Linked DNA regions of Homo sapiens: region 2 is linked to region 1. The links are chromatin contacts, found by Hi-C or POLR2A ChIA-PET in ENCODE. All regions are on one chromosome and are shown on one strand. Each heading gives the region's core, a stretch centred on a gene start or an enhancer-like site at or near the end of the contact. The rest is flanking DNA. Distances are from core to core; before and after follow the strand shown.

Region 1 (5,173 bases), core at 1,020-3,519:
CATCTGTAATCCCAGCACTTTGGGAGGCCGAGGCAGGTGGATCACTTGAACCCAGGAGTTTGACACCAGCCTAGGTAACACGGCAAAACCCCATCTCTACAAAAAATACAAAAATTAGCTGAGTGTGGTGGCGTGCTCCTGGGTTCCCAGCTACTCAGGAGGCCGAGGTGGGAGGATGGCTTGAGCCCAGGAAGGAGGTCAAGGATGCAGCGAGCCAAGACTGCTCCACAGCGCTCCATCCTGGGACACAGAGCAAGTACCTATCTCAAAAAAAAAAAAAAAAAAAAAAGACTGAAAAGGAATTTTGAAGAAATGGGGGGAAATGTGAATATATACTACACCACGTTAGATTTTAAGGAATATTCTTCACTTTCTTAAGTGTGATTGCGGTATTGTTACACAGAAAAATGGCCTTGATCTCTTACAAAATACATACTGACACACATACAGCATTTAGGGCTGAACTGTCATATCCGTAATGCACTTTGAAACGTTCAGAAAACAGAATGTGAGATAAGTGGAAAAATGCAAATATGGCAAAAAGGTAGCGTTAAAACTAAGTGTTCAAATGGGCTATTTAACTTTCCAATATTTTCGAAAAAAATAGCAAGTTGCAAAGTTAAGAAATTAACTCGAGAATAAAAATATAAAAGCCAGGCTAGATGGTGCACACCTGTAATCCCAGCTACGGAGGCTGAGGTGAGAGGTCAGCTTGAGCCCAGGAGTCTGAGACCAGCCTGGGCAACATAACAACCGCATTTCAAAAGTAAAGTATAAAAATATCAACGAAAGGGCAACTGAGTAATGTTTCTTAAAATCTTTAAGTGAGCCTCCTTGCCTATTCTCATCTACCTCATTCCCACAAAAATGGTATATACTAGAGTTGAGCACCGGAGAAGGAGTCAGAAGACCTAAGGTTCTATTAATATAATTGGCCTTGGCTCTTCCTAGTCAGTGACCTCATTAAAGTCCTCTCCCTGAGGCTCTGTTTCCTCGCCTGCAAAATGATTCCAGCAACCCAGACCACTTCAAAAGGGGCTAAGAGATACAAATCAGGGGTTATCAATGAAAGGCACAAAAGCAAGACACAATTACAACAGTATTTGTAGTGATGTTAAAACATCAGAGGCACACAGCCCTAACAATGGTATAAGCAAACCAGTGCCTTCCCTGGTTAAGTTTCTGCGTGGAGACAGCTGGAGTTGGCACAGCAGTCCCCCAAAGCAGGACACCTTACAGATGCTAAGAGGCAGCTTTTGTGCTTTAAAACTGTCCTTCTAGCGTTCCATTTTATGTTTCATGGCACTAAAAAAGACAAATTCTGTCCAAACCTGAAAATAAAGCCAAATATTTAAGATGACAGATTTTTTTTTTTTTAACAAATCTTCGCAAACAAAGGCCTTTGGCCAAAGGTCTCCCGTGCTTGCAGAAGCGGGTTCACCTTGACGTTTTTCCTCTCCAGCAGATTTCTCCTTAAAAGCGTTAAAACTTGCGATAAGTTGGGAGGAATTCCTTCCATCGCTGGAGCAGGCTAAAACCTCAGAGTGAGATCATTCTTTCCGTCTCAGTAAGTGAACCTTGCAAAGCTCAGAAAATTTTGTCTCCAACTCCACGTTTCTCCTCAGGGCCCTTCTTCTGTAGACAATAACGGGAATTCTATGGCAGAGGAGGGGAGGTCTCTTTGACAAAAATGAGGGTGCAAACGTGGAACGACCGGTCATCTGGGCAAAATGAGGGGCCCTGTGCCTGCAAATCCCGAATCCCCTTTGGTCTCCTTTCCTACGACTGAAGAGACACGGGGGTGGGCTGTGGTGTGAGGACCATGGGTCTTGGCCAAACATCGGCACAAAATGTACCAAAGGGAGTTGCCTCCAGAGAGAAAAGCCAAAACCAGGCTGGGGACAAACAGGCGCACACGCCTGGGAGAGGAGGTGGCGGAGGAGCAGAAGGCGAAGGCCTGCGCGGCCCAGGCCTGCAGCAGCCGAGGCGGCTGCCGCGTCGCGCCGGGATACCTCCTCCCCCGCCTGGGCCGACGCAAGATGGCGGTCCGGCCGCCGCCGCGCAGCCGGTCTCCTCCCCCGCGCTCTGGGCGCTCCCGACGACCCGCGCCGGCCTCAAGACCCCCAGTCCAGCGCCCCCGGAGTGAGGCGGCGCAGGCCGCGCGGGAGGGCCTCTGCCTGCTGCAGCGCAGGGCGGGCGGGGGCGGGGGGGCGCTTACCGTGAGCGGAGCGGATCGGCCTGACTGGAGCCCTGAGGAGGAGGAGAAAGAGGAGGAGGAAAAGGAGGAGCACGAAAAACTACACTGCGGCGACGGCGGCGGCTCCCATTGCGGAGCTGGCAGCCGAGCCGTGGAAAGGGGGGGGCTCTCGTGCAGCCGGCGCGCTGCCTCATGGGTAGGCTCCGGGTCAGCCTCCCCGTGTCCGAGCTCCCTGTCTTCTCGCCGACGCGGGAGGCGGGCACCGGCATGTGCGCCGCGTCGCGGGCCCTCGAAGACCCACGCGCCCCGCCACGCGCCGGTCCGGGGCGAGGGCCAGGGCCCTGCCTCCATGTGGGTGCGAGCTGCTGGCTGGTGTGGCCGGGAGGCAGCCCCAAAATCCGGACTGCTCGGAATTTGCAGGCGAGGAGCCGTGCGTTCCGGGCCCTCCGCGTGTGTAACGACCCCCAGTCCGTTGGCTTGGAAAGTGAAAAGGTCATGGGATACAGCCGCCGTTCGAAAGAAGCAAGGGGCCTGTGGGTCGAAGACTAAACCAGGAGAGAAAAAGGAATCGTCCGTTTCTTTAAATAACGAGCTGATTTTACCAAGTCTGTTTTAAATGTGTGGTTTTGCTTGCGTTCCCTGTCGAGGTCAAATACGAAGAGACGAATCTGTACATTTAGCGTTTTATTTGGGACACAGGAATTGCAAGTTCAGGTTATTTACACATACAGGGTGGTCTTCAGTATGTCAGAAGAACAAAGAGGAGTTAGGGGGTTTTATTTTTTAAAAAAAGTTATCTATTGTTTTTCTAGAAAGTTCGTTGACATTTAGTAAAGTTTTGGGTAGCTGGTTAGTTCTGACTGGTGAGGGAAGGGGCTTGGTAAAGCTTGCCCTACAGCTGCAGCAGGTTCTTTGAGAAGCTAAAACCTGAAGATAAAACCTGTTTCAGGTTACAGCAGGCGGTTTCAGCAGCCAGGCTTGCTGAGAATTCCATTCTTAGAGCAATGTTATGTGCCCTGAGGGCTTCCCCCAGCACTGGCTTCTCCATTCTTTTAGTTGGCTATGACAAGAGTGACCCAATTAGAATGATTAACTTGCACACTCTAATTCCTAACTCTGCCATCTGCATATTAACCTGTAATAGCATTTTTTAAAGTTTGACAACGAGAAGTATAAGAAATTTACAAGAAGAACACTTGCCAAGATACTGCTTGCGTAAATACTTGCTAAAGGTTGTATTCTGATCTGTAAGGAAAGTTTCCTAAACTGATTGTCTTCTCAAGAGCAATGGCATTACTGGTGCAGCTTGTGAGTGACCAAGACTTGAAATCTTGCCTGTTAGGATCCATAACAGACACCCTGTTCAATCACTGAATCTTGCTAATTCATCTTCCTATTCGAATTCAGTTTCTTCTCTCTCATCTGGCTTTCCCCAGTTTTTCTCAAGTGTTTATCATTACTGTAGTCTCCATATTGATTACTGCCCCCAAATTAATCTTCCCCAAAGACCACCTGGATCACTCCTACAGATCTGGTGTACTTGGAGGTAACCATGACCTATCCTTCTCCCACATGGGCCTGGGATCATCTACCCAGCTTTCCCTTTTCTGCTGGCCCTGAAAAATAAACCTTACAGGAAAAGACAGAAAATAGTCAAAACAGCAAACATGGAAAGTTTAAAAATTCCAAAATCTTGGAACATTCTTAAGACATCGTTTTTCAAATGTCCCTAAAGGTTAGCAAAGCATGCTACAGTGTCAGGTGAAATTACAACAAATTTAAAGATCTCGGTTGGCTTTATTGCAATTCTAGATTCAGGCACCACTTCATTCAGTAAAACAGAATAGGTGTTCCCATGAATGGAGCAGATGTGGTTGGCTTTATAGACAGAAAATGGGCTGAAGAAAGAAGAAACAACAAAAAACAAGTTGGTCTTTTCAAAGTTACTTTCCTTGTAAGGTGGGGCACTGAGACAGAATAATAGAAAGAAAACTGATTGGTTAATACCAGGTTACTCCAGATTAATATTGTAAGAACAACAGCAGCCAGGTGTGGTGGTGTGTACCTGTAGTCCCAGCTACTGAGGAGGCTGAGGCAAGAGGATTCCTTCAGTCCAGGAGTTCAAGGCTGCAATGAGCCATGATCCTGCCACTGCAGTCCAGCCTGAGCAACAGATCAAGACGTTGTCTCAAAAACAAACAAAAACGACTTAAAACAGGGAACTTCATTATCATGGGGATTGAAGGTTTAAACTGGCCTGTTTGGGAAATTAGGCTGTTATCTCTCTCCTGATTTCTCAGAAGGCCACATAACAACTCAGTTTCAGTTTTGTGAGCATGGGTAACTCCATGTTGGTTTTTAGTCTAGTCTGCTGGGGCTTAGTGCAGGAGTTTGGTCCAAAATAATGGCATCCTCATAAAAAGGAATGAAATAATGGCAGTTGCAGCAACCTGGATGTAATTGGAGGCCATTGTTCTAAGTGAAGTAACTCAGGAATGGAAAACCAAACATTGTATGTTCTCGTAAGTGGGAGCTATGTTATAAGGATGCAAAGACATAGTAATGATAGAGTGGACTTTGGGGACTCCGGGGAGAGCGTGAGAGGGGAGTGAGGAATAAAAGACTATACATTGGGTAGAGTGTATACTGCTCGGGTGATGGGTGCTCCATAATCTCAGAAATCACCACTAAAGAACGTATTCATGTAACGAGACACCACCTGTTCTCCAAAAACCTATGAAAATAAAAAGTAAAAATAATAAAATGATGGCATCCTATTATTTTTATTTATAACAGGATGAAAGAGAAGATTGCACTCTGTATTCTAGAGTCTAGTCCTCACTTTGTAGAGACAAAAGCTCAATGTTGCCAGTCTCCAGAACTAATTTGAATCCTGGGGGATGATTCATACCAACCAAACTTACTGAGACACATGTGTAAGCCAAAATTGCAATTATTTTTTGTTGTTGTTCATGA
Region 2 (5,173 bases), core at 1,048-3,547, 970 kb after region 1:
GACTTCAGCCAAGACTTACAATTGGCAAGGGGAGAAGAGATAGCCTTCCACAAAAGGGTAACAGAAGGGGGCAAAATTCTGAGGCCTAAAAGAAAGGCATCCTTGCCTTGGGGACACCTGTGGCCTACAATCAGCACATGGGGAGTTCACTACTGTGGGAGAAATAAAGGCCTCCAGCTGGGGTCCAGGGGTGGGGTGAGGGAGGCTTGCGGGGTGCTTATCACTGTAAACCAAAAATAAAATTTGAAGGTCCGCCCTCAACCGTCTGAATGGACTTCCTCCTGTAGTCCAGGGTCCTCCAAATTTAACCTAAAAGACTGGCTTAGGCCATGATGGGAAGCTGAGGTCAGACATGCCTCATTATGCCCTTCTTTCTTTTAGAATCCAGGAAAAGCTACACAGCATTTAATATCAACACATATACCTTGAGTCTGATAAGAAACACAACTTACTTTCTCTGAAGCCTGCTAACTGGAGGCTTCATCTGCATGATAAAATTTCGGTCTCCACAAGTTCTTATGCTAACCTAGACATTCCTTTAAATCAATTACCAATCAGAAAAAAACTTAAATTTACCTATAACTTGGGAGCCCATCTTGCCCCACACCCGCTCTGCTTTGAGTTGTCCCACCTTTGTGGATTAAGCCAATGTTTATCTTAAATGTATTTGATTGATGTCTCATGTCTCCCTAAAATGTATAAAACCAAGCTGTGCACCAACCACCTTAGGCACGTGTTCTCAGGATCTCCTGAGGGCTGTGTCACGGGCCATGGTCACTCATATTTGGCACAGAATACATCTCTTCAACATTTTACGGAGTCTTTTTTTTTTTTTTTTGTCAGTACCACAGACAACCACCTGACTCGAGGACCTTACCTATTTCTCATTCAGCCAATGCTGCAGCACGTTATTAACGTCCTTGAAAGCAAGTCTTATACAGAGAAAACTTATTTTGATATATTAATGAATCTGATCAGAATGGACCAGATTGGGGGGATAGATAAATGGTTGCAATTGTGCTCCCTGGAATAGCTTTGGAGTTTACCTAGATCTTCTGTCTCTTTAGGACAGAGCTGCTTGTGTTTATATAGCATCTTACACAGGATTGAGACAACTTCAATTTCCTATATCAAAAAATCGGGGGAGGGCGGTGGGTTATGGGGGTGTTCAAACCTCCCAAGTGACATCTGCTGTGACTGCATGTCTTCCTACTCTTTCCACTGGGATGCACCTCTGGTAGCTGAACTATAACGAGAAGGTAAAAGCTGTGTCCAATACCTATTAAGCTGCCTTCTTCTCAACAGCTGGGGAGGTGGCGGGGGTGGGGGGGGGCGGAGGGAAGTCTTTTCAACAGTTTTACACATTTGGAAATAGGCCTAAAGTGAAGAAGGGGATTTTCAAATTGGTGTGTTGGAAAAGGGGCTGGGCTTTTGAGTTTGAAATCTGGTGCTGTCACTTACTGGTTTTGTGCCCTGGGAATATTTATTTCAGTTTTCATGCCTCTGTTTTTCTATAGGCAAAGTAGAAAATTCGAAAAGGTCCTCAACGAGTTTGTACAGCTGCTCCCACTCCCTCATCACCTCTTGTGGGCCTTTGGAAATGTATGTTGGAGGAGACATTTTGGATTGTTGCAATGACTTGGGAGTGCCATAGCACCTAGCAGGCAGAAGCCAGAAACACCAAATGTCTTAACAATGCTTGAGGCGGTGCTACAAATGAAGTCCTTCTCCAAATGCATTGAGCCCCAAGAAAAATCGCTGATTCTGAGGAACCTTCCAACTTTAACAATTTCAGGACGTCCCTAAGCTGAGCTAGGAGGCACCACGCACAGGCCGGAGGCACCACGCACAGGCCAGAGTCTCCCAAATCCTGTCCCGCACTCTCTCCCACCTTATTAATGGCCAGCTCATCTTTCAAGTTTCGACTTGAACCACTTCTCAGAGATATCTTCCCAGGTGCCCATCCCAACGTTACTATTATATCATAATTTGATTCTCCCTCCCCCCATCCCCCCGCCAACTCTGTAAACCCCAAGTATAACACAGGACGTTGCTATTTGTTGACTGACACATAGTGCTTGGTGAGGTCACGCTGGCGCTGAATACTTTTTGTATAAACCGACGAACAGCTGATGACCGCATGAATGCTCACACAAGGGGAAAGGGCGCCAAGCCAAGGAGCCGGCGTCATCCGACGTAACTTCCGCCCTTTAACGCTCCTGCGGACGCCCCCTTCTCCCAGTCCGTGTTTGTTTCCGGAATTTCAATAAAGCTCGATTCGGCTCGAAGAAGACCCCGTTCTTCCGGGAAAATGGCGACTCCCGCTCGTGCCCCGGAGTCACCGCCGTCCGCGGATCCGGCGCTAGTAGCGGGGCCTGCCGAGGAAGCCGAGTGCCCGCCGCCGCGCCAGCCTCAGCCCGCGCAGAATGTGCTCGCTGCCCCGCGGCTTCGAGCCCCAAGCTCCCGAGGACTTGGCGCAGCGGAGTTTGGTGGAGCTGCGGGAAATGTTGAAGCGCCAGGAGAGACTTTTGCGCAACGAGTAAGCTGGGGTCCCGCGGAGTCTCCGCCAGGCTCCTTCAGCTCGAGCTCCCTGGGCGCTCCCCTCCCCTCCCGCACTCTGTTCCCTTCCCTGGAAGGTGACTTTGACTCAGTCACATTCGCTTCAGTCCTACGGGCGAGTGGACGGAGGGCTTGCTGCGGCAGAGCCGTGCCTCTTCCTGGCCAGGCACGTATGCCTGCGAGGATAGCTCGGATTGAACGGCTACCTGGCGTTGCAGGGAGTTAGTAGCCCCTGGTCGGTTTTATTTACCCGGGGACTGTGGTGGTTCCATGAGTCTGCTTTCTAAACCCTTTTGTCGCCCGCACCCCTAACCCATAACAGATTGTCAGCTTCATCTCTGGATTCTAAGCTTACAGGAACCGTAGGAAATGGGAAGAGTGGGATATGAAGAGGGGTTTATTAGGCCGGGAAAGTTCGACCCTCATTCAGCTGGCTGGTTGAACGGATTTTAGCAAGGGAGCCACGTAATAAAAGTGATTTTGTTTTTTAGGCAGCTTTGTTCAGCAGCTTGTTGCAAAAGATGGTTTGAAGGAATAAAAAGCAGAAGACAGTAGAAGGATATTTTCAGAGAGACTTCCCACGAGACACTTGTAAGAAAGTGAGCTAGGAAGGGATTGGGAGAACTTTTAAGCATGGACTAATTTAAATGCAGTTGACAGAGATGGCTGAAGTTTCCAATCTATATGGAAGACCACTAGCAAAAATAGGAAAATTCAGGGAGAGGAATAGATCCAAGGTTGATTTTACTTAGGGTGTGCAGAGTTGAGAGGAGAGCAGGACAGACATTTGGTTAATCGAAAACCAAACACTTAAAAGCTGGAGAAGTAGTCATGAGGCTCAAGAAAGAGAGAACCCTGGAAAAATACAGAAAACAGGAATTTCAGCTGTAGAGTGTTGTTAATAGTTGAAATTGTGGGGATGAATGTAGTGTCAAAAAGAACAGAGGACTTAAGGTGTAATTTTTTCTTTCCATTTATTGTATAGTTAAAGAAAAGGGAATCAGAAAAGGAACTCTGTCATCCAGCAAAAGGGACAAATAAATAATTGGTTGGGATCAAGACATGTGTTTTGACCTTGTGAGAATAGGTTTTGAATGTATAGCAGTGAATTAACTTTTTGGTCTCAGGACTCCGTTATACTTTAAGAATTATTGACATCCCAAAGAGCTATTTTATGTGTTGTATCTAGCGAAATGTATTTACTTATCAGAAATACGTCTGAAGTCTTTAAAACATAAGCATACACAAGCACACATTCTATTCTAGAACAATGATGTCATCACATGCCATGTAGCCTCTGGAAAACTCCACTGTACCCATGCGAGAAAATGAGAGGGAAATAATATCTTAGTATTATTATGAAAGTAGTTTTGACCTAATAGGCCCATCCCCACACTCCACCCCATCCCCAAATTTTGGAGATTGCACTTTAATGACTGCTGGTTCTTGGAATGTCTTATGTGATTATTATATGCTTAAAATACTTTTGCTGAAATTCTAATTTGCTGAGACAAATGAGGCATATATTCCCTATTCTTCCTGCATTCCCTTGTTTTTTGGGCTATTTGGATAATGACCATTTTAATTGTTTTATTCTTGTTTTGGGGCAGTTAGAAATCAGATATTTGACTTAAAAATCAGCTTTTCTTTCTTTGAAGATAATGCCTTGCCTTTTTAATGTTATATCTCAAGTTAAAAAAATGGCTGTAATGTAATAGTATTCTTTTCCATTTGACAGAAAATTCATTTGCAAATTGCCCGACAAAGGTAAAAAGATCTTTGACTCTTTTGCCAAACTGAAAGCTGCCATTGCAGAATGTGAAGAAGTTAGAAGAAAAAGTGAACTGTTTAACCCTGTTAGTTTAGACTGTAAGCTAAGGCAAAAAGCAATTGCAGAAGTTGATGTGGGTACAGATAAGGCCCAGAATTCTGACCCGATACTTGATACTTCATCACTAGTTCCTGGATGTTCCTCTGTAGATAACATCAAGTCATCTCAAACCTCACAAAACCAGGGACTTGGACGTCCTACTCTTGAAGGTGATGAAGAGACTTCAGAGGTTGAGTACACAGTGAATAAGGGCCCAGCTTCCAGCAATAGAGACAGGGTACCACCTTCATCTGAAGCTAGTGAGCATCACCCGCGGCATCGTGTTTCAAGTCAAGCGGAAGATACTTCCAGCAGCTTTGACAACCTGTTTATTGACAGGTTACAGAGGATCACCATTGCGGACCAAGGTGAACAACAGTCAGAAGAAAACGCAAGTACTAAGAACTTGACAGGCCTTTCCAGTGGGACTGAGAAGAAACCTCATTACATGGAAGTGCTAGAAATGCGAGCCAAAAACCCAGTGCCCCAGCTGCGTAAATTTAAAACCAATGTGTAAGTACCCTCGGAAACAGGCCTGTAACAGGAACGTGATATTTGTTAAACTCAAAAATTTACGAGAAACTGGGTGTGGTGGTGCTTGCCTGTAGTCCCAGGCTACTCAGGAGGCTGAGGTGGGAAGACAGCTTTGAGTCCAGGAGTTGTAGACCAGCTTGGGCAATATAATAAGACCTTTTCTCTTAAATAAGTCAGGAGAATGCTCTAAGTTCCGTGGGCTTTGTATGA

The links. A loop is a pair of places that touch in the nucleus more often than their neighbours do. ChIA-PET counts read pairs that join two places held with the same protein, here RNA polymerase II (POLR2A). Pooled maps may share reads with other maps.
Region 2: a loop to region 1 is called in a map of B cell, with 21 times the contacts of the local background. The contact joins the promoter of POLR2M here to the promoter of ZNF280D in region 1. A Hi-C loop is called at or near these places in 5 of 168 maps with a recorded cell type or tissue (B cell, CD4-positive, alpha-beta T cell, CD4-positive, alpha-beta memory T cell and 1 more), 2 of 37 single-sample maps with no recorded cell type and 13 of 50 pooled maps. POLR2A ChIA-PET finds 5 or more read pairs at or near these places in 3 of 52 experiments (CD4-positive, alpha-beta T cell, MCF 10A and naive thymus-derived CD4-positive, alpha-beta T cell).

Annotation. Positions count from the first base shown.
Region 1 is chr15:56,731,240-56,736,412 of GRCh38, forward strand. ZNF280D (zinc finger protein 280D) reads right to left here and starts at 2,270. Exons shown (of 22, transcript NM_017661.4): 1 at 2,219-2,270. RefSeq lists a silencer at 2,020-2,289.
Region 2 is chr15:57,704,417-57,709,589 of GRCh38, forward strand. POLR2M (RNA polymerase II subunit M) reads left to right here and starts at 2,298. Exons shown (of 4, transcript NM_015532.5): 1 at 2,298-2,539; 2 at 4,298-4,942. The coding sequence starts at 2,427. GCOM1 (GCOM1, MYZAP-POLR2M combined locus) reads left to right here. Exons shown (of 17, transcript NR_104371.3): 14 at 1,518-1,956; 15 at 4,298-4,942. RefSeq lists an enhancer at 2,193-2,412 and a silencer at 2,733-2,782.